3 separate regions of the Homo sapiens genome follow, and all the other regions are linked to region 1. Evidence: chromatin loops called from intact Hi-C (ENCODE). Cell type or tissue: Caco-2. All regions are shown on one strand. Region 1 holds the start of TRIM71 (tripartite motif containing 71). Region 2 has its middle 17 kb from the start of CCR4. Region 3 overlaps CNOT10 (CCR4-NOT transcription complex subunit 10).

The links. A loop is a pair of places that touch in the nucleus more often than their neighbours do. Peaks named below come from ENCODE experiments on the same cell type or tissue, not always from the same donor. Only the 100,000 strongest peaks of a DNase experiment are listed, where the experiment ranks them.
Region 2: it touches region 1 in a loop (3-fold over the local background); 2 of 110 quality-filtered maps call a loop at or near these places.
Region 3: it touches region 1 in a loop (3-fold over the local background); 2 of 110 quality-filtered maps call a loop at or near these places.

Annotation. Positions count from the first base shown.
Region 1 is chr3:32,813,498-32,821,497 of GRCh38, reverse strand. TRIM71 (tripartite motif containing 71) reads right to left here and starts at 3,501. Exons shown (of 4, transcript NM_001039111.3): 1 at 2,566-3,501. The coding sequence starts at 3,417. RefSeq lists an enhancer at 2,460-3,041. In Caco-2, no CTCF peak of the experiment used is centred here; DNase peaks (open chromatin) are centred at 1,707, 3,357, 4,437, 4,997 and 3 weaker places; H3K4me3 peaks cover 5,869 bases.
Region 2 is chr3:32,930,622-32,938,621 of GRCh38, reverse strand. No RefSeq gene overlaps it. Among named protein-coding and RNA genes, the nearest start is that of CCR4, 17 kb to the left of the region's middle. RefSeq lists a silencer at 1,633-1,830. In Caco-2, a CTCF peak has its summit at 4,278 (motif pointing right); no DNase peak of the experiment used is centred here.
Region 3 is chr3:32,739,622-32,747,621 of GRCh38, reverse strand. The region is part of intron 13 of CNOT10 (CCR4-NOT transcription complex subunit 10); the gene reads right to left. Among named protein-coding and RNA genes, the nearest start is that of CNOT10-AS1, 6.2 kb to the right of the region's middle. In Caco-2, no CTCF peak of the experiment used is centred here; a DNase peak (open chromatin) is centred at 3,481.

The DNA of each region.
Region 1 (8,000 bases):
TGCCAATCCTAAGAAGGCATTTTACAAGGGGATGCTTAAGGAAGAAAGTCCCCCTGGGCGAGAGACCCTGCAGGCTGGGGTAGGGTGTTTGGGCCTCCTTCCCAAGGTCAGGTGGCCTGAGTCACTATAAGGAAAAGGTGCTACTCTGAATTATTTAACGGAGCCTGTGGACAAGGGAAGCAACTCAGTTAAGGAGCTCATCTTAAAAATTGAGGTAGACAGTATACACATTAAAATATGTGGATTTAGGCATTCAGTGTATCGCAGTCCAGATATGGGTCAGTCTATCATCCTCCAAAAATGTCCTAAAGCTCCTTCCCAGCCAGAGAGGGATGACTTTTTAAAGGAACAATATTCTCAAACTGTTAACGAGATCAAAAGAAAAGGAATTATTTAAGCTGTAGGTGGAACCGTTTATGAACCTCACTACCTGTTAGTGCTGTCTCTCCTAACACTTTAGTCTTCTACTCAGAACACTGGTTTGTCACCTTTAATCTCAAATTTCTAGCGTTCTAAATCCAGGAATGAATAAAAAGGCCAAACAACTTCCGAAATGTTTTTAATGAAAAGCTAAAGGGAGCAAGCAGAATCTTGCTCAAAACTGAGCAAATTTTATGTTAAGGATTATTAGTTACTTCAACCTGACATTGCACATGCTAAAAAGTGAATTTGAAGAGCTTCCGAGTACCTCCCAGGGTGAGTGGAGAGCTTCACTTCTCAATTCACACTCCCCAATGCAGTTTGAAGGGTTTTCTAATTTTAAAAGTGAATAAATCTTTTACAAGTCTGCCAACACTGAGCATCTACTGTTTCAGCCCAAATAAAATATAGGTGTATCTTTAACTGGAAATATAAACTGACATTTAAACTAAAAGCACCTCTCAGAAGGGGAAACTCCTGGATTCAACCCCATTCTGCTCACCCTGCATTTGATCCCAAACTGCAAGTGAATTGGCTCCATTTTTCTGTTCCTGGGATTTGGATCGGTATTTACCTCAATCACTCATTTTTCTAAAAGTGATGAAAGAACATGAACCCACAGTATATTAAAACTAGGAGTCCATTCAAAGTTTAAAAACGGAAAAAAAAGATAACTGCCCCCTAGCTTCTTACCTAGAAGAAACCTTTTAAAAGGAGATGCCTACAACAAGTAGATTAGAATTTCAACTTTTTTCCAACAGGAGAAGCCAGCTAAAGGCCATCAGGCAATAGCTCCGCCCTCCTCCCCAAATAACAGGTTAGGAGTGGAAAAGGCAGCGGCGCTGGGCTCACCTTTGCGGTGCTCGGTACCCACTCTCCAGCTCACACAGGCCACGACCCCCACTATGGCTTTTAAAGCCTCTGCAGTCTCCAGCTTACGCTCTAAGTCAAGACTTTCACCCACACCCTCTCTTACCGGTCTACAGGTAGATCGCCTAAGTTACCGACCCCCTCGGCAAGAGCCCGCTTCTCAAGACTTTTGGCCTGCCTTCATTGGGTTCGGGGGAGAAGACGACACTCGCATAATACCAAAGTGGAAAGGAGAAAGGGGTCACACTGTGTGAAAAGCAAATGTTTACTCGACAGCCCAAAGGGCGAAATCGAGCCCGAGGGTTGCAATGTAGCCCTAAAAGCCTTTGCACTCCGGCGTTCCAGCAGCGTACGGCTGCCTTGGTCTTTTCCAAGGAAGTCGAGACCCTGGTTGAGCCGGGTGGATACCTCCTAACCAGGGAAACCGGTTCCTGTAGGGCTTGGAGTCGGGGCAGGCGGGCGCGGCCCAAGAGACTCAGGCTGGTGAAGGTAACGTCGTCCCTTTATTCCGCTTCTATCTCGGGGTGCAGCCGTGGGCCCACGAACGGCGATTTCACGCTAGGAGAATTCAGGGGCCAGAACACGCATTTTAAACAATATAGGAAGCAGCCGCAGAGAGAGAAGGGCTTAAGACTGGGGGCCCTTGGCCCTCAAAGATCCACAGACGCTCCCACTCTTACCCAACATAAGGAGGCAAGGACTGCCATGCTGTCCCAACAACAAAAAAACCAGTCTTCCCCTCACAAGTGCGCACGTGGAAACCAGGTCTACGGAGGCACACAAACTCCACGCACTCACCCACACAACCATCTCTTCCGGGCTCACGCCCCATTTTAAAGGCAACAATCTATGAGTTTTCCAAACAAAAATCTGAAAATAAAGGAGCGCCTTCTCAGCACGTTGGGAGGCCTCTGGTGTGCCCACAAGAGCAGGAGCAGGCCACGTCTACACAAACACACACACCTATCTCCTCCCAACTCACGCCTAACTCAAGACGATTGCCGCGTTTTGCCACACAGAAATTAAAATCAGAAAAGGGAGGACCCCACGCTATGGGATTTTTCGGAGCCCCTCGCGACACGTACACAGAATCCACTTCCACATACTTCCCAGGTCATGATCTACTTTGGTAGCAAGGACTGCCACGTAGCCAAAGGAAATACAAACCAAATCCGGAGAGGGCCTCCTCCCCTCGCTGTGGGACCGGCCGGGAAACGCTGTTGAGCACACACGCAGTTATCCGATGGACACAAACACACGCCCCCACGCACTCACCTCGTCGTCGTGGTGCTGGCAGAAGCCGAGGCGCTCGGGAAACACTGAGAGGATGGAGAAGGGCGGGCCGGGAAAGGGCGGCCCGAGCCCGAGCTGCTGCGCCGCTGCTGCGGCACCGGGACCCGGCGGGCCGCGCTCGATGTAGTGGTCCTTGGTGAGGCGCACGCGCTGGTGCGCTCGGACGCAGTTGTCGCACAGGTGCTCCTGGCAGTCGAGGCAGCGCGAAGAAGCTGCGTTGCCCTCATCGCACGAGCTGCAGCCGTGAGGACGGCGGAGCAGCAGCGCCGACGGGGAAGCGGCAGGGCCGCCGGGTGCCGAGCGGGAAGGCGCGGGCGGCTGCGGCGCCTGCGGGAGTGGCGGCGCGGAGGCGGACGCGCGCGGGTGCGCGTGGTGAGCGTGGTGCCGGTGGTTGCTGTGGCCGCCCGCTCCCGCCGGAGCGCCGGCGCGCCCGTTCTTGGGCGGCGGCTCGTCGGCAGTGGCCACCACCGCGTCGAGCAGGTTGCTAAGCAGGAAGGCGGACGAAGGCAGCGCGTCCATACCCGCCGCCTCGGCTAGCACTACTTTCTGGTCGCACACGGGGCAGCGCAGCTTGAGCGGCTCTCCCGCCGCGCCGCCGCCCGCCGCCGGCAGCCGGTGCGCCTCGAGGCAGGGGCGGCAGAAGGCGTGCAGGCAGGGCAGGACGTGTAGGCGGCGCGCCGCCGCCCCAGGGCCCCCGCCGCCGCCCCCCGACGACGTGGACGTCTGCGAGGAGGACGACGACGCGGACGAGTTGGAGGAGAGCGGCGCCGGCGAGCCGCACATCTCCTTGCACAGCAAGCAGATCTGGAAATCGGTCTCGGGGAACGAAGCCATTTGCAACCCAGCCCGGAGGAGGGAGGAGACCAGAGAGGAAGAGGAGGAGGAGGAGGAGAGAGCGGACGAGGTGGGTGGGGGAGTCACCGACTCACTCAGAAAAATGCATCGATTAGGCCTGCAATCCGGGAGCCGGCACCAGAGCAGCGCTGCCCGCTTGGCCTCGCCACGTCCGGCCCGAGCGCTGCCACCCCCGACACTGCAGGCATTAAATGCCACTATCCAGCGGCGACACAGATTCCTCCGGATAACTTGGGGGCCGCGTGCCTTCCGAAGAGGGAACGCCGGAACAAGCCCCGACAGGCGAGGGGCGAGCGGGGGCAGGGAGGTCGGAAGACTCCCTGGAGCAGCTGAGGCTTCCCTTCGCGATAGACGAAAGGAGTTCCCAAAAGGAGAGTTCGCTGTGCAGTCCCAGTCCCGGCGAGAGCAGAATTTGGTTCCACGAGTATTTGGTGCGTTGCTTTTCTTTAAACGGATTTAGTCTGTTCTTGGGAGGGGAAGGAGCCCCAAACTAGTAAAGGCGGGAGCGGTGCGTCGCCAAGCCGGTGTCTCCCCGCGCGACGTCGGCTGCCCCGCCGCATGACGCGGCGGCCAGGGGCTCCTGGGTGGCCCGGCGTGCTGCGCTTGGGGCTTGCGCACAGCCAGGCACGGCCTCCCCTGCAGGGCGGTGGGCCCCGCAGCAGCTGCAGCTCGTGGTGGCCCAGCCGCGGCCGCACGCGTGCAGTACGCACGCGCGTCCCACGCGCCTCGAGTCTTCCGCGCGCCTGCCCAGCCGGGCCGCGGCTGCCCGCGCTTAACACGCACGCGCGCCCCACGCGGCCCGGAGCCCTCGTGCCCCCGCCTCGCCTGGCCTGGGCGCCTCACGCACGCTCCTTCCCCTTCGGCTTAGCGCGCGGGGCCGCAGGTCCCCGCGGGCCGCCCTGAATTATTCATCGGCAGGAAGATATTAGATGTACCCGCTCCGCGCGGGCCGTCGTGCAATGCTATCCGAGCTCCGCGCGCGCCCTGCGCCCCTCCTCCTCCTCACGTCCGTCCTCTCTGAAACCTTGGCAGAGAAGGGGGATCACATTTCCTTTGTCATCGGGCCATTTCGCCCTCGCCTTGGTCCCCCCTCCGATCCCGAGCCTCGGGGATGGAGGCTCCTCTCGGGCGCGCTGGAATCAGTGGAACCGGCAACAGCCCCGCGCGGCGAGCTCGGGAGCCGCGTGGCCAACGCCGCCGGCTCGCGCCCGCGTCATCTTCTTTCTGAAAGGAGTCGCCGATCCGGACGCGGGTGGCCTCGGCCGCGCTGCGCCTACCGAGCTTTGCTCCCGCCGTGCCCCGGCCTCCTGGGGCTTTGCACAACTCCCCCAGTTCGGGTTGCGTGCGCGCGCGCGCGCCCCCTCTTTCTCTGCTTTGCCGCCTCTGCCTCCTCCTCCTCCTCCTCTTCTCTTCAGTACGCCGGTTATTGGGACTGATCGGAATTCGGAATCCTTTTAATCTCCAAAGGAGCAAACTCACTTCCGCCCGAGTGCTGGGAGGGGGCTGGGGGAGGGGAGGCAGGGGAGGGGGCTCCAGGCAAACAGGAAACATTAGCCCTCTCAGCACGGCCCGCTTTTGTGTGCTCCCTCCCTCCGCCCTCCAACCTCCTCCCTTCTCCCGGCCGCTGGGGAGATGAACGCCCCCGGGCTTCAGTGTGACGACCTTTGAAACCTTCTGAGCGAGGAGCAGAGAACGACTCTTCCGTTTATTTAAAAAAGAAAAGAAAAGATTTCATTCTGAATCCCTGGCTCAACCGAGACATATCCACTGCCCGGGAGATCTCGGTTTTTACCCACCTTTTCTTTTTTTCTTTTTACGTTTTTTAAAGAACTCTGCATATCTGATCACCAAAACATCACACGGTGGTGTGCAGTTGGATGCATGGAATTAAGCGAGTCTGAATTCTGATCGGCAGAGGGGCCAGAGTTCCCTTTTGAGTTTTAATGGGGCTGGGGGGAAGCAGGGGGCAGCTGTTCTGGGGAGGCGACCTGGTGATGGCCCCGCAGCCATCTGGGTGGTGCCCGAGGCCGCCTGAGCGGTTCTGGGAGAGGAACTTGCATGGCCCTGGAGAGAGACTCACTTGGAAGGGCAAGGAGGGCCACTTACCAGGATATAGGTAGTATCTGGCCTGGAGGCCAACGGGGTAAAAATTGTCCCCTTCTTAACACTATCTCGCTGTTAGTGATATCCTATTTAACCTGGTACAGGCAACAACCTGATGACTCAAAAACATCGTGTTGGGAGAGAGAAGCCAAACACAAAAGAGTTCATACTGTGTGATTCCATTTCCAGGAAATTCTAGAACAGAGAACTAAGCTATGGGGAGAGGAAAAGTACCCTTGGGGATGAGGAGGTATTGACTGGGAAAGGGCATGAAGGAACCTTCTGGGGTGGTGAAATAAAAATAGATTGCCGTGTATGTACATTTGTCAAAACTTATAAATGCCATTTAAGATCTATGCACGATTTCACTGTTTAAATTATACTTCGATAAGCAATTTAAAAAAACACCTCGGTGTCCAACCTGCATAACTATGCCTGGATCATAAAGATGGAGAAATTTAAAAATACACTACATGGACCTCCCCAGCTCCTCTGGTTTTGCTCATTGGAATCCATGGGAAAATCACCCTGGAAAAAGCCCTTAAATCAACCCAGCTGGACACATGTGCTGATGGCCCTAGGAAGCTGCAGAAGTACCTCTCCAAAAGGATGAAGCCGTCTTGGGGGCCAGGGTGCTGTCCTGAGATGGGAGCGTTTCCTAGGCTGAGGAAGAGCCTGGCAGCCCCACCGGGAATGCCTAAGCCCTCAGCTGCCCCCAGAGCTCCCTCCTTAGCACCTGGAGCAAAATGAACATCAGTGAACATTTTCTGAAATGTGTGAGGAGTGAAAAATTATTGATCAAATAAGACCAAAACAGAGCCCCTCCTTTGCCAAACGAAGAAGCAAACTTTGTATAATTTAAAAATTAAAGAGGAAGCTTCTCATGCCACCATCTCTTGCCTAAACAATGTATTTCTTCCATAATTTGAGACCTGTGTAGAAACATGAAATGCTCATATGAATCAATGCACTCCTATAATTTTTTACCATAATTTTCTACCATACTGGCCTTGCCATAGAGATGTTTCATGTAATTTTGTTTTGTTTCGTTTCTTTTCCTTTCTTTGATTGTTTTTCCTTCTTTTTTAAAAAACAAAAACAAGAGGAAAACAGATGGGGGAAGAGAATTGCCAGAAGGAAGATGGCCCCAGAGGGTCAGAAGAGGGATGGCCCAGACCTGCTGTCTCCCTCTTAGTTTGGCCCCACCCACCACCAAAAAAAGAAAGAAAGAAAAAGAAAAGAAAGATGACAAGGAAAAAAAACCTCAATCGTCCTCCTGGTCCTAAGACTCAACATGTATTTTGAAAACGAGTAGCAGAGGTGGTACTTCAGCTGAGCCATCACGGAGGAGCAGGAAGGCTGTAACTCCAGAAAGAGGAATCAAACTTGACAGCGGTTTGTGGGTTTGTTTCCTGGGGACCATTGCTCAGAGGAAAAAAAAAAAAAGGAAGAAAAGAGAGAGCGAGAAGTGGGGGTGAGGTTTGATTTCTCATCGTGAAGTAGCTTTCCTTCTTTCTTTTCTTGAATTGACAGCACATTGCCAGGAAGCAGGCCTGTAGTGTAAATTGTTAAATTAGCACATTCCTAATTTTGGTTAAGACAATTTTTTAGCACTGGTAGCAAAGGGGGAAATCTTTAAGTCAACCAATTTAACCCCACTTATATAAGAAATACAGCTTATAGCTATAATGATTTTTTTTAATATGGCATAGCGACGGTTAGTATTTGAATCTAATAAGGCTTTATACAGCTTATCCATGAGGAGCCAGAGCTACACATCCAGATGAGGAGCCAAAGACACAGTCCACTGCTATAAACTACGTTGTATTAAATTTTTCATTGCCATCCTAGCTAATAAACACCCTTTGTTAGCAAAGGAGGAGGACGCAGGCTTCCAGTTTTTCCTCCACTCATTTACATTTGAAAGGGAGTCTATATGCCTTCAAGAATCCTGAAAATAAATCATCTTGTATTTTAATAATTAACTAAAAAGAAACTAAAGGTACAAAAAACTAGCCGTGTGTGGTGGCAGGCGCCTGTAATCCCAGCTATTCGGGAGGCTGAGGCAAGAGAATTGCTTGAACCCGGGAGCCGGAGGTTGCAGTGAGCTGAGATCCTGCCACTGAACTCCAGCCTGTGTGACAGAGCAAGACTCCGCCTCGTAAAAAAAAAAAAAAGAAAGAAAAAAAAGAAACTAGCCCTAAAATTATATAAGCAATACATTTTCATTCTTTCTTGAATTCATCTGTAGCCATGTTTTGTATTCAAAGGTGACACTAGCTTCTGTCACTCTCTCAGACCTTGGGTTGGGGGTTAGGCCACATTTCCATCTGAGCGACTTCGCATCTGCTTTCTTCATCTGATCCTTTAATTAAATATTAGATGCACCCACTTGTTTTGATGTCAAAATTGCACCTTTCACCATCATCCTCAGGGTGCATTCAGATAGTTTTTAAGTC
Region 2 (8,000 bases), 120 kb before region 1:
CTCTGCACCAACAACCACCTACCCACCTACCTGTATACAAACTATCAAATCCTGTCTCTGGAATAACCAGTTTCCTCCTACTTTTCAGTCAGCCCTGGATGAGATTCTTTCTCCCTCCTGACCTAAGAATCCATCCCTTCTCTGTTAAACACGATTGGAAACACAACATATATAAACACAGGTGCATATATTTGAAGAATATAAACAATTTTAATACTGCCATGTTGTCTACGAAAGGATAATAGGGAAAAGAAAATATCACAGGGAATTTTACTATAGAGAAATAGTTCCCACAGCGTGGTGGTAACTATTTCTGTGTGACATGAGGAGCCACCACCAGGAAGGGAGCTGGAAAGAAATCTCATTCCTGCACCTCTGAGAATCCTTGGGTGGGACCTGTGGAGGCAGGAGGTGGCTGTGGCAACTGGCAGAGACTGCGGAGGCGCACCATGATCTGTTGCTGCCATGTTTTTTTTGGTCTAGCGTAAAAAGAGAAGGAAAAACTGTCAGAAAATAATAGCACTGGCTCGGTGTGGTGGCTCATGCCTGTAATCCCAGCACTTTGGGAGGCCGAGGCGGCCAGATCATTTGAGGTCAGGAGTATGAGACCAGCCTGGCCAACATGGTGAAACTCCATCTCTATTAAAAATACAAAAAATTAGCCGGGCGTGGTGGCATGCCTGTAGTCCTAGCTACTAGGGAGGCTGAGGTATAAGAATCGCTTGGACTCGGGAGGTGGAGGTTGCAGTGAGCCGAGATCGTGCCGCTGCACTCCAGCCTGTGTGACAGAGTGAGACCCTGTCTCAAAAAAGAAAAAAAAGAAAAAAATAATAGCACCATGTTGAGCCAAATAGTGGGGCCATAAACTGCAAAACCCAGGCTTTCAACAAAGAAAAGTGAGCCTGTTTAGAAACAGTAGAAGAAACCCAGGGCCAGCCCCTTAGGATTACTCCTTCCTCAGAGTCCTCGGGTGTCAAATACTGTCTCTCCCATCCCTTGGGAGTAGATATCCTTTTCCTCCCCTCATCCCTCTCCCCCAGCCTCCTTTAGCCCCTGTCATTTCCTGGACACTCCCACATCAACACTCAGCCACTGACCCTGCGTAAATATTAGCACCACAGGGTTAAGGGCTGGGATGTACTAAGCCTTCCTAAGTGCCAGATGTCAGTGTGGAGAGGGAAATGAAATATGAATGGCTGAACATTGTCACTGTGGTTCTCTCACTGCATTTGGACATTTGGACATTCCAAAGAACATTCCAAGATAAGTGATACTTAATGTGAAATTTAGTTTTTAAAAAGCTTTTTTAGAGAGACAGTATCTGTGTCACCCAGGCTGGAGTACAGTGGTGCAATCACAGCTCATTGCAAACTCAAACTTCCTGGGCTCAACTAATCCTCCTGTCTTGGCCTCCCAAAGTTCTGGAATTACAGTAATGAGCCATGTGCCTGGCTGAAACTTAATTTATTTTGATTCAAAATATTTTCAAAGGCCAGGTGCAGTGGCTCACGCCTGTAATCCCAGCACTTTGGGTGGCCAAGGTGGGTGGATCACCTGAGGTCAGGAGTTGGAGACCAGCCTGGCCAACATGGTAAAACCTCATCTCCACTAAAAATAAAAAAATTAGCCGGGCATGGTGGCACATGACTGTAATCCCAGCTACTCAGGAGGCTAAGGCAGGAGAATCACTTGAACCCAGGAGGCAGAGGTTGCATTGAGCCGAGATCGTGCCATTGCACCCCAGCCTGGGCAACAGAGCAAGACTTCGTCTCAAAAAATACGTATTTTTTTCATGTAATATTAATGATACTTAAACAAAATAACTTTTTCTTTCTCTGAAAATATTTATAACTTTATATAACAAAATATCACAAAAATGATAACAGGAACATCTCATCAAACCACAGTGTGTTTCTATGTGTGTGCCTAAGTATACACATACCTTTGAGAACCAAAATCACTTATGTGAACAATATTTACAACACACAACAAGCAGATGTAATCAGTTCGTGTAATAAAATATATCCATGGCACAACAGTTTGTCTCAATTATAAAACCCATCATCTACCATCGTTTTAGGATCCAGGCTCATTTCCTGTATGAGACATGAACACATTGTTAAAAATTCCAAGATGTATTTCTTTGGGTCTCCTGGTTTTATTAAAAAAAGGAAAAGAGATATGTCATTAATTACTGAGTGCTGGTAAATGATCCTACTTGCATATAATTGAGAAGTGGGATCAATTTGGTTAAGGTTCAGTCAAGTTGAATTGTGAGATTTAAGAAAAATGTGAAATTTTTCACATTTCATTATGCAATATCAAAACCTCACTGTAAGAGTTTTTTGTTACTGTTGTAACAAACAACCACTACAAAATTCAGTGGCTTAAAGAACGTTAATTTACCATCTTACAGTCTGGCAGGCAGAAATCAGAAATCAGTTTCTCTGGGTGTTAGTAGGGCTGGTTCCTTCTAGAGGTTCTAGGGAAGAATCTGTTTCCTTGTCTTTTCCAGCTTCCAGTGGCCACCTACATTCCTTGGTTCATGGCCTCTTCCTCCGTCTTTAAAGCCAGCAATGTAGCATCTTCTCTCCTCTCTTAACTCATGCCTTCTTTTTACAAGGACCCTTGTTATTACACCTAACCCAGGTTCCTTTGGAATGTAGAGAAACACATTCACTGGTTCTGGGGATTAGAACATGGACACCCTTGGGGGCCATTATTCTGCCTACCGTATGGGATTCAGTAATGTCACACTGATCTCATCAGAAAATTCTTCCTGGCAAGTGGTCATATTCATGATAACAAATACAAATTTTCTTAAAGTATAATTTTTGCTTGAAAGCTCAAATTTTACCAGTGGCGACAAACATTATCAGTTGTTTCACTTGAAATCACAAGCTTATTTTATTTATTTTCAATAAAATATCTACCAAACACCTTGTTTAAAGAATCATAAAGGGGCCCGGTGCAGTGGCTCATGCCTGTAATCCCAACATTTTGAGAGGCCAAGGCAGGTGGATTGCTTGAGCCCAGGAGTTCAAGGCCAGCCTGGACAACATGGGAAAACTCCATCTCTACAAAAAATACAAAAATTAGCCAGGCGTCGTGGTGCATGCCTGTAGTCCCAGCTACTCAGGAGGCTGAAGAAGGAGGATCACTTGAGCCCTGGAGGCAGAGGCTGCAGTAAGCCAAGATCCCACCACTGTACTCCAGCCTGGGTGACAGAGCCAGACCCTATATCAAAAAAAAAAAAAAAGAAGAATCATATATGGTTTGTCATTTTTTCAAGCAAAATGGAGTTCCATGTGAATTCAAGGGTAGAGATAAAAAAATTACTTTTTCCTACTTTATCAAAGAGATTATTATCATTATTATTATATATATGTATTTTTTTGAGATGGAGTCTTGCTCTGTCGCTGGAGTGCAGTGGCGCGATCTTGGCTCACTGCAAGCTCCGCCTGCTGGGTTCACGCCGTTCTCCTGCCTCAGCCTCCCGAGTAGCTGGGACTACAGGCGCCCGCCACCACGCCCGTCTAATGCTTTGTATTTTTTAGTAGAGAGGGGTTTCACCGTGTTAGCCAGGATGGTCTTGATCTTCAGACCTCGTGATCCACCCGCCTCGGCCTCCCAAAGTGCTGGGATTACAGGCGTGAGCCACCGCTCCCGGCCTATTATCATTATTATTATTACAGACAAAGTCTTGCTCTGTCACCCAGGCTGAAGTGCAGTGGCACAATCATAGCTCACTGTAACCTTGAACTCCTGGGCTCAAAAGATCCTCCTGCCTCAACCTGCCAAATAGCTAAGGACTACAGGTGCGTGCCACCACACCCAGCTAATTTTTTTTTGAATTTATTTTTTATAGAGATGGGGTCTTGCTAGGTTGACCAGGATGGTCTTGAACTCCTGGTCTCAAGTGATTCTCCCGCCTCGGCCTCCCGAAGTTCTGGTATTATAGGTGTGAGCCACCGCACCTGGCCCTGCAAGGACATTATTAAGTGAAACTGGTTCTGGGAGTGCACAGCAGTGAAGAAAGTACATTTTTAAGTTCAGTTTGGTGGTTGTGCCTTGATTTGTCCAAAGATCCTCAGTGGTTTTGCCCGCCATCAGAGCAAATATCAACAGAGTGAAAAAGATAAAGTTATAGTATTATTAGGAATACAGTTTTGATATCATGGATACTCAGGAAGGGATCTCAGGGACCTCTTTCCCCCCATTCCCCCCAGGATCCATAGACCACACTTTGAAAATTGCTGTTTTAGGGAAATGAAACCTGCCAGCAGATGGCAGCAGGTACAGCAGCATTTTCCAATTTATATTGACCAGTATTTAGAAAATTGATTTCATGATAAATTTACAATTTTGCCTTTAAAACTCACAGACAACATTTCATTTCAGAAAATATTTTTAACTATATAAAAGAATTCCACAAAATAAATGCTACTTCAGCTCACAACTTAAATTATCCAAGAACTTTTTCTTTTCTTTTTTCTTTTTTTTTTTTTGAGACAAGAGTCTCGCTCTGTCACCCAGGCTGGAATGCAGTGGTGCGATCTTGGCTCACTGCAACCAACCTCCACCTCCCAGGTTCAAGCGATTCTCCTGCCCCAGCCTCCCAAGTAGCTGGGATTACAGGCACGCGCCACTACGCCCAGCTAATTTTTGTATTTTTAGCAGAGACAGGGTTTCACTATGTTGGTCAGGCTGGTCTCGAACTCTTGACCTCGTGATCCGCCTGCCTCGGCCTCCCAAAGTGCTGGGATTACAGACGTGAGCCACCGTGCCCAGCCTATCCAAGAACTTTTTCTTTCTCCCTTTCTTCCTTTCTTCCTTCCTTCCTTTCTTTTCTTTCTTTCTTTTTTTTTTTCAGAGTCTTGCTCTGTCACCCAGGCTGGAGTGCAGTGGTGCTTTCTTTCATGGCTTATTGCAGCCTTGACCTCCCAGGCTCAAGCAATTCCCCGACCTTTGACTCCCAAGTAGCTGGGACTACAGGCACATGCCACCATGCACAGCTAATTTCTTTTATTTTTGGTAGAGATAGGGTCTCACTAAGTTGCCCAGGCTGGTCTTAAACTCCTGGCCTCAAGCAATCCTCCCACTTTGTCCTCCCAAAGTGGTGAGATTACAGGTGTGAGCCACTGCACCAGGCCCCAATAACTTTTTCTTGAGACAACCATCATATTTCAGCGCAGTCAGGACATCACAGCTGCAGGTTCTGCATCCTCAAATTCAACCAAGAAAGAATGGAAAATATTTGAGAAAAAAATTTACAAATTAAAAATAAGCTAGGGGCAGTGGCTCACGCCTGTAATCCCAACACTTTGGGAGGCCGAAATGTGAGGATTGCTTTGGGAGGCTGAGGTGGGAGGATTGCTTGATGATGATAGGACTGTATACCTCGAAAACCCTAAAGACTTATGCAAAAGGCTCCTAGATCTAATAAATTCAATAAAGTCTCAGTTTACAAAATTAATGTACACAAATCAGTAGCACTACTGTATGCCAACGATGACCAAACTGAGAATCAAATCAAGAATTCAATCCCTTTTATAACAACTGAAAAAAAAAAAAAAAAAAAACCCAAAAACAATACCCTAGGAGTGTACTTAATCAAGGGAGGTGAAAGATCTCTACAAGGAAAACTACAAAACATGCTGAAAGAAATCATAGATGACACACAAAAAAATGGAAACATATGCCATGTTCATGGATGGGAAGGTAATATTGTGAAAATGACCATACTACCCAAAGCAAACTACAGATTTTATGCTATTCCTAACAAAATATCATCATCATTTCTCACAGAACTAGAAAAACAACCCTAAAGTTCGCATGAAACCAAAGAAGAGCCTGCATAGCCAAAGCAATCCTAAGCAAAAAGAACAAATGTGGAGGCATCACATTACTGGACTTCAAATTATACTACAAGACTGTAGACTACAGTACTGTAGTACCAGTACTACTGGGACTAGTATAAAAATAGGCACTTAGACCAATGGAACAGAATAGAGAACCCAGAAATAAAACCAAATACTTACAGCCAATTGATCTTCAACAAACCATACAAAAACATAAATTGGAGAAAGGATACCCTATTCAATAAATGGTGCTGGAAGGCCAGGCATGGTGAGTCATGCCTGTAACCCCAGCACTTTGATTACAGGCCGAGGTGGGCAGATCACAAGGTCAGGAGTTTGAGACCAGCCTAGCCAACATGGTGAAACCCCATCTCTACTAAAAACACAAAACTTAGCCAGGTATGGTGGTGGGCACCTGTAATCCCAGCTACTTGGGAGGCTGAGGCAGGAGAATTGCTTGAACCCGGGAGGCAGAGGTTGCAGTGAACCGAGATCGCGCCACTGCACTCTAGCCTGGGTGACAGAGCAAGACTCCATCTCTAAAATAAATAAATAAATAAATAAATAAATAAATAAATAAATAATGGTGCTGGGAAAACTGACAAGCCACATATAAAAGACTGAAACTGGAGGCCAGGCGCAGTGGCTCACACCTGTAATCCTAGCACTTTGGGAGGCTGAGGTGGGTGGATCGTGAGGTCAGGAGTTCAAGACCAGCCTGGCCAAGATGGTGAAATCCCAGCTCTACTAAAAAAATACAAAAAATCAGCTGGGCCCAGTGGCAGGTGCTTGTAATCTCAGTTATTTGGGACGCTGAGGCAGGAAAATCGCTTGAACTTGGAGGGTGGAGGTTGCAGTGAGCTGAGATCGTGCCACTGCACTCCAGCCTGGGCAACAGAGTGAGACTCCATCTCAAAAAAAAAAAAAAAAAAAGAGTGAAACTGGATCTCCATCTCTCGCCCTATACAAAAATCAACTCAAGATGTATAAAGACTTAAATCTAAGACCTGAAACCATAAAAATTCTGGAATATAACATTGGAAAACTTTTCTGGACATTGGCCTAGGCAAAGAATTCATGACTAACACCCCAAAAGCAAATGTGACAAAACCAAAAATAAATAAATGGGACCTATATTAATCCGTTTTCACACTGCTGATAAAGACATACCTAAGATAGAGCAATTTACAAAAGAAAGAGGTTTAATTGGACTTACAGTTCCACATGGCTGGGGAAGCCTAACAATTATGGCTGAAGGCAAGGAGGAGCAAGTCACGTCTTACATGAATGACAGCAGGCAAAAAGAGAGAGCTTGTGCAGGGGAACTCCTCTTTTTAAAACCATGAGATCTCATGACACTTATTCACTGTCATGAGAACAGCACAGGAAAGACTTGCCACCATGATTCAATTATCTCCCACAGGAATTCAAGATGAGATTTGGGTGGGGACACAGCCAAACCATATCATCCTGCCCCTGGCCCCTCCCAAATCTCATCTCCTCACATTTCAAAACCAATCGTGCCTTCCCAATAGTCCCCCAAATCTTAACTCATTTCAGCATTAACTCAACAATCCACAGTCCAAAGTCTCATCCGAGACAAGGCAAGTCTCTTCCACCTATGAGCTTGTAAAATCAAAAGCAGGTTAGTTACTTCCTAGATACAGTCAAGGTACAGACATTGGGTAAATACAGCCATTCCAAATGGGAGAAGTTGGGCAAAACAAAGGGGCTACAGGTCCCATGCAAGTCCAAAATCCAGTGGGGCAGTCAAATCTTAAATCTCCAAAATGATCTCCCTTGTCACCACGTCTCACATCCAGGTCATGCTGATGCAAGATGTGGGTTCCCATGGTCTTCAGCAGCTCCGCCCCTGTGACTCTGCGGGGTACAGACTGTCTCCCAGCTGCTTTCCTGGGTTGGCATTGAGTGTCTGTGGCTTTTCCAGGCGCATGGTGCAAGCTGTCAGTGGATCTACCATTCTGGGGTCTTGAGGACCCTGGGGACTGGTGGCCCTCTTCTCACAGCTCCACTAGGTGGTACCCCAGTAGGGATTCTGTGTGGGGACTCTGACCCCACATTTCCCTTCCACACTGCCCTAGCAGAGGTTCTCCATGAGAGGCCCACCCCTGCAGCAAA
Region 3 (8,000 bases), 74 kb after region 1:
CTTGAGGCCAGAAGTTTGTGTGTGGTGTAGTGAAAGTTTGTGGTACAGATTTTTTTGTAAAAGACAAAAAAAAAAGGAAGAAATATAATTGAAGCCATAAATGTAATTTAAATTTTTCTAACAGACACGTTTAAAAAATAACATTAAAAGAAACACGTAAAATTATTTTTATTTTATTTATTTATTTATTTATTTATTGAGACGGAGTTTCACTCTTGTTGCCCAGGCTGGAGTGCAATGGCACCATCTGGGCTCACTGCAACCTCCACCTCCACCTCCTGGGTTCAAGCGATTCTCCTGCTTCAGCCTCCTAATAGCTGGGATTACAGGCATGCGCCAGTACACCCGCTTAATTTTTTTGCATTTTTAGTAGAGACAGAGTTTCACCATGGTGGCCAGGCTGATCTCGAACTCTTGACCTCAGGTGATCCACCTGCCTTGGCCTCCCAAAGTGCTGGGATTACAGGTGTGAGCCACCTGCCAAGCCTATTATATTGATTTTTTTGAGACAGAGTCTTGCTCTGTCGCCCAGGCTAGAGTGCAGTGGCACAATCTCGGCTCACCACAACCTCCGCCTCCCGGGTTCAAGTGATTCTCCTGCCTCAGCCCCCCGTGTAGCTGGGATTACAGGTGCCTGCCACCACACCTATATTTACAGCTATATTCATCTATATTTACAGCTGCTCCCATGACTTGCATTACTGCCTGAGCTCTGCCTCCTGTCAGATCAGCAGCAGCATTAGATTCTCATAGGAGTGCATATCTTTTTTTTTTTTTTTTTTTTTGAGACGGAGTCTCGCTCTGTCGCCCAGGCTGGAGTGCAGTGGTGCAATCTTGGCTCACTGCAAGCTCCGCCTCCTGGGTACACACCATTCTCCTGCCTCAGCCTCCCGAGTAGCTGGGACTACAGGCGCCTGCCACCACGCCTGGCTAATTTTTTTGTATTTTTAGTAGAGACGGGGTTTCACCATGTTAGCCAGGATGGTCTCAATCTCCTGACCTCATGATCTGCCCACCTCGGCCTCCCAAAGTGCTGGGATTACAGGCGAGAGCCACTGCACCCGGCAGGAGTGCATATCTTATCGTGAACTGCGCCTGCAAGGAATTTAGGTTGTGTGCTCCGTATGAGAATCTAATGCCTGATGATCTGTCACTGTCTCCCATCACCCCCACATGGGACCATCTAGTTGTAGGAAAACAAGCTCAGGGCTCCCACTGATTCTACATTATGGTGAGTTGTATAACTATTTCATTATATATTACAATGTAATAATAATAGAAATACAGTGCACAATAAATGTAATGTTTTTGAATCATCCTGAAACCACCTCCCCTGCAACCCTGTCCACAGAAAAATAGTCTACCATGATCCTGGTCCCTGGTGCCAAAAAGGCTGGGGTCTGCTGCTTAAATTGATGCGTTTATATTTCTTTCCAGTCAATTCCCGCAACCACTGTTCTGATTTCTAGCAACATAAATTAGTTTTGTCTATTCATAAAGTTTTGTTTGTCATATAAATGGTATAAATGGAATCACACAGTAGATACCTTATGCGAAGGAAAAGAAAAAACAGGAAAATGTTTTGAGATTCATCCATGTTAACTTGTGCATTAGTAATTGGTTTTGGTTTGAGACAGGGTCTCACTTTGTCACCCAGGTTGGAGTGCATTGGTGCAACCTCAGCTCACTGCAGCCTCAAACCTACAGGGCTCAGGTGATCCTCCCACCTCAGCCTCCCGAGCAGCTGGAGCTACAGGTGTGCAGCACCATGCCTGGCCAATTTTTTGTACAGACAGGGTTTCACCATGTTGCCCACACTCGTCTCAAATTCCTGGACTCAAGCAATTTGCCTGCCTGGACCTCCCAAAGCGTCGGGATTACAGGCATGAGCCACTGTGCCCGACCTCACTGGTTCTTCCTTATAGCTGACTAGTATTCCAAAATACAAGTGTAATACAACTTAGTTATCCATTCTTCTACTGATGAATACCTGGGCTATGTCTAGGTTTTGTCTACCAGGAGTAAAGCTGCTATAAAATTCTTTTATGGACAAGTTTCTGTTTCTCTTTGGTAAACATCTAGGAACACAATCACCTTAAAATTTCAAAGTCATAGCATTTATTTAATTCCAGGGCACAGAATGTTTATTCAATCCTTAATTGAATAAAACTTATGGCTTCATACAGCATTGAGTGGTTCAGAAACTGAAGCAAATTTCTAAAAGTGTCATTATGTGTACAGTTGGTGCTTGGAATCCACAGGTTCCAAATCTGTAGATTCAACCAACTATAAATAGAAAATATTCTAAAATATAATAATAAAAAAAACTACAATAATTTTTTAAAAATTAAAAACCAATACAGTATGACAACTGTTTATATAGCATATATAGTGCACTAGGTATTATAAGTACTCTAAAGATGACTTAAAGTATATGAGAGAAGGCTGGATGCAGTGGCTCATGCCTGTAATCCCAGCACTTTGGGAGGCCAAGATGGGCGGATCGCTTGAGGCCAGGAGTTCAATACCAGCCTGGCCAACATGGTGAAACCCCGTCTCTACTAATAATACAAAAATTAGCCAGGCATTGTGGCACACGCCTGTAATCCCAGCTACTTGGAAGGCAGAAGCAGGAGAATCACTTGAACCCAGGAGGCGGAGGTTGCAGTGAGCCAAGATTGAGCCACTGCACTCCAGCCCGGGTGACAAGAGCAAAACTATGTCTCAAAAAAATAAATAAAATAAAATAAAAATAAGTAAAGTATATGAGAGGATGTGCACAGGTTATCTGCAATTACTACACCATTTTATGTAAGGAATTTTATATCTGAGGATTGTGGTATCTGTTGGGGGCCCTAGAACCAATCCCTCAAGGATACCAAAGGATGACTATATAACTTTCTTGATCCATTATATTAGTATCTCTAAGTTCATCCAAACCTTAACAGTTAAACTAGTTAGTTGATTTCTGAGACGTTTTCCTAATTTGGGGCCACATTTTAATTTCAATTGTGAGAATATTTTTCTGAAAACTACCTTGATTTAATATACAATCTCACAACTTCTTTAATTATTATCTGCCTTCTAAAAATATACTTGGTAAATTGGTTAGAATGAAATTTTTTGGACTTACCTTAATTTATGTACAAATGAAAAAAACCGAAAATACTCAAGGGGCTATAAACCCGTATCATAAAAAGTGGCCATTGGAAAAGTCATGATAATTTACTGCATATTAGTTATGCTGGAAACAGAAAATGGGGCTTTGCATTGGTGTCTTGGGTATTATTGAACACAAGGGGTCAAATATGATAGTCCATAAAAGCTAAACTATATACTAGTCACATTTTCAATAATCTAAAAGAGTTCAGGTCAGAAATAGATGAAATCTCAAAGAATTTCACAATCTTAAAACACAGTGCTCAGGCTCCTTAGATAGAAGACAGCTGGCTCCTGCCACAGAATTGCCCTTTAACACACCCAACTGCATTGTGAGCTTTATGGCTTTGAAAATTACGACACAATTCTTTTACGACTCCTCCCCTTCACCATTTGTGTCCACATTACCATTGCTACTGTCTGGCATAGCAGTCCTTTTTATAAATCTACCCTAAGGCTCCTTCCATCTTGTACTGTTTCCTTTCTCCCTCCCATCTGCTCCAGAAGAAAAAAATATATATATACTACAGAATCCACCCTTGCCTCACTTTATGATGACGGCATTCCCTATGGAAGCCCTATGCTCCTTTTCACACACAAAAAAAATGGAAGTAATATTATTTTCTTTGAAAATCATCAATCCTCCTACTATGACATATGGAAAGCAAACAGCTGTACCCACGAAAGGTACAAAACTCTGAGAGGAATCCCATCCTGTATGTACACTTCTCTTTAATGACATTCTCAGAAGGTAAAGTTAAATTACACAACTCTGCAGATGTTTAACCACCGTAAGACAATATACTACTTTTTGTGCGTGTGTGTATGTGAGACAGAGTCTCAGTCTGTCTCCCAGGCTGGAGTATAGTGGCACGATCTCGGCTCACTGCAACCTCTGCCTTCTGGGTTCAAGCAATTCTCCTGCCTCAGCCTCCCGTGTAGCTGGGACTGCAGGTGTGTGCCACCATGCCCAGCTAATTTTTTTTTGTATTTTTAGTAGAGACAGGTTTTCACCATGGTGGCCAGGCTGATCTCGAACTCTTGACCTCAGGCGATTTGCCTGCCTTGGCCTCCCAAAGTGCTGGGATTACAGGCGTGAGCCACCACACCTGGCAGAAACAATATACTTCTTAAATTGCACACAAAAATAGAGCAATCCTAAGATTAGTACTCATTAAGCTGGGTGGGTGGCTCATGCCTGTAATGCCAGCACTTTGGGAAGCTAAGGCGGATGGATCACCTGCGGTCAGGAGTTCGAGACTAGCCTGACCAACATGGTGAAACCCCACCTCTACTAAAAATATAAAAAATTAGCTGGGCATGGTGGCGTATGCCTGTAATTCCAGCTACTTGGGAGGCTGAGGCAGGAGAACTGCTTGAACTCAGGAGGCGGATGTTGCAGTGAGCCAAGACACACCATTGCACTCCAGCCTGGGGAACAAGGGCAAAAATCTATCTCAAAAAAAAAAAAAAAAAAAGATTAGTATTCATTCAAGTAAACTTGTAAAACTTAAATCAAGTTTGAAAAACTGTTTCAAATGTCTTCTTCATTAAGGATTCCCTTTAAATGTGTATAACCATATTCACTGCAGCATTATTTGTAACAGCAAAAGCTGAAAACATTATAAACAGCTCAATAAAAAGCAATGTTAGATAAATTAGATCATATCCACAAAATGCAACTCTAGGCACCCATGAGAAAGAGTGAAACAAAGGTTTGTGCTGATATGGGAACAAAGTAAGGTACAGAGCAGTTTACAGACTACAAAATTACTGGTAAAGGACAGATGCGGTGGCTCACGCCTATGATCTCAGCACTGTGGGAGGCTGAGGCGGGCAGATCACTTGAGCTCAGGAGTTTGAGACCGGCCTGACCAACATGGTGACACCCCATCTCTACCAAAAATACAAAAATTAGCCGGGTGTGGTGGCACATGCCTGTAATCTCAGCTACTCAGGAGGCTGAGGCATGAGAGTCGCTTGCACCTGGGAGGCGGAGGTTGCAGTGAGCTGAGTTCCTTCCATTGCACTCCAGCCTGGGCAACACAGCAAGACTGTCTCAGAACAACGGCAACAATGACAACACACCAAAACAAAACAAAAAGCTATACCACATGAAAAGAAGTTCATTAGAGAAATGCAAATAAAAATCACAATGAGATAGCACTACACATCTTACTTCCCTATTAGAATGAGTAAAGTAAAAAGTGCCTATAACAGGCCAGGTGCTGGGATGCCTGTAATCCCAGCACTTTGGGAGGCCGGGGTCGGTGGATCACGAGGTCAAGAGACTATCCTGGCCAACATGGTGAAACCCCGTCTCTACTAAAAATACAAAAATTAGCTGGACGTGGTGGTACACATCTGTAGTCCTAGCTACTCGGGAGGCTGAGGCAGGAGAACTGCTTGAACCCAGGAGGCGGAGGTTGCAGTGAGCCGAGGTCATGCCATTGCACTCCAGCCTGGCAAAAAAATAAAATAAAATAAAATAAAAAATAAAATAAAAACCTACAACACACACAAATATCAAAACAAGTATGTGATGAAAAAATAAATTTTTTTAAAAAAGAAAATAAGAAATATTGTGGTAAAGAAACTGGATCACTCATACATCACTGGTGGGAATGTAAAATGGTATAGTCACTCTGTTAAAAGAGTTTGGCAGTTTCTTTTCTTCTGTTTTTTTTTTTTTTTGAGACGGAGTCTCGCTCTGTCGCCCAGGCTGGGGGGCAGTGGCACGATTTCGGCTCACCACAACCTCTGCCTCCTGGGTTCAAACGATTCTCCTGCCTCAGCCTCCAGAGTAGCTGGGACTACAGGTGCACGCCACCATGCCTGGCTAATTTTTTGTATTTTTAGTATAGACAGGGTTTCACTATGTTGGCCAGGCTGGTCTTGAACTCCTGACCTCGTGATCCGCTCGCCTCGGCCGCCCTAAGTGCTGGGATTACAGACGTGAGCCACCACGCCTGGCCTTGGCAGTTTCTTAAAATATTAGACATGTAACTCCCCTACTATGCAGCACTGTTGGACGTTCATCCTGAGAGACAAAGATTTATGTGCACATAAATACCTGTGAATATTTCTAGCAGCTTTATTTGTAACAGCCCCAAACTGGAATGGAATAAAGCTAGATGTCCTACAAAAGGTGAATGATTAAACTGAGGTACAATCATACCATGGAATAATACTCACCAATAAAAAGGAACAACAATTGATTTACTCAGCAAACTTAAATGAATTTTCCAAGAATTATACTGAATGAAAAAAATCAATCCCAAAAGGTTACATGCTGTATGATTCCATTTATATAACATTTTTGAAAGACAAAATTATAGAAATTAAAAAGAGATTAGTCGTAACCAAGGGTTAAATAAGGGGCAGGAGCAGGAGTGGAAGTGGGTATGGCTATAAGAGGGCAATATGAGGGATCTTTCGTAGTAATAAAAATGTTCTGGGTTAGGCACGGTGGCTCACAACTATAATCCCAGTGCTTTGGGAGGCCAAGGTGGGAGGATTGCTTGAGGCCAGAAGTTTGAGATCAGCTTGGGCAGGACATCAAGACCCCACACCTACACAAATTTTTTTTTTTTTTTTTTTTAAGACGGAGTCTCGCTCTGTCGTCCAGGCTGGAGTGCAGTGGTGCGATCTCGGCTTATTGCAAGCTCCGTCTCCCAGGTTCACGCCATTCTCCTGGCTCAGCCTCCCGCGTAGCTGGGACTACAGGCGCCCGCCACCACGCCCGGCTAATTTTTTGTATTTTTAATAGAGACAGGGTTTCACCGTGTTAGCTAGGATGGTCTCGATCTCCTGACCTTGTGATCCACCCGCCTCGGCCTCCCAAAGTGCTGGGATTGCAGGCATGAGCCACCGCGCCCAGCCACAAAATTTTAAAAAAATTTTAAGAAATTGAATGTAATGAAAATATTGTAAAACAAAAAAAGTTCTGTATCTTTACTGTATCAATGTCAATATCTTGACTGTGATATTGTACTAAAGTTCTTTTTTTGTTTTGAGACAGAGTCTGTTGTCTAGGCAATAGCACGATCTTGGCTCACTGCAACCTCCCTCCGCCTCCCCGGTTGAAGCGATTCCCCTGCTTCAGCCTCTCGAATAGCTGGGACTACAGGCACACGCCACCACACTCAGCTAATTTTTGTATTTTTAGTAGAGATGGGGTTTCACCATATTGGTCAGGCTAGTCTTGAACTCCTGACCTCGTGATCCGCCCACCTCGGCCTCCCAAAGGGCTGGGATTACAGGCATGAGCCACCGCACCCAGCATGTACTAAAGTTCTGTAAGAAGTTGCCTTTGAGAAAACTGGGTAGAGGGTAGATGAGGTCTCTGTATTATTTTTTATTTTTAGAGACAGAGCCTCGATCTGTCATCCTTGCTGGAGTTTGATGGTACAATCACAGCTTACTGCAGCCATGACCTCCAGGGCTTAAAGTGATCCTCCCACCTCAGCCTGCCAGCTACCTGGAACCACAGGCATGCAACATCACGCCCAGATAATTTTTTTTCTTTTTTTCTTTCGAGACGGAGTTTCACTCTTGTTGCCCAGGCTGGAGTGCAACGGCGCGGTCTTGGCTTACTGCAACTTCTGCCTCCTGGGCTCAAGTGATTCTCCAGCCTCAGCCTCCCAAGTAGCTGGAATTACAGGCACCCGCCACCACACCTGGCCAACTTTTGTATTTTTAGGAGAGATGGGGTTTCACCATGTTGGCTAGGCTGATCTCGAACTCCTGACCTCAGCTGATCTGCCTGCCTCTGCAGCCCACCAATGTGCTGGGATCACAGGCATGAGCCACTGCACCTGGCCTAATTTTTTGATTTTTTT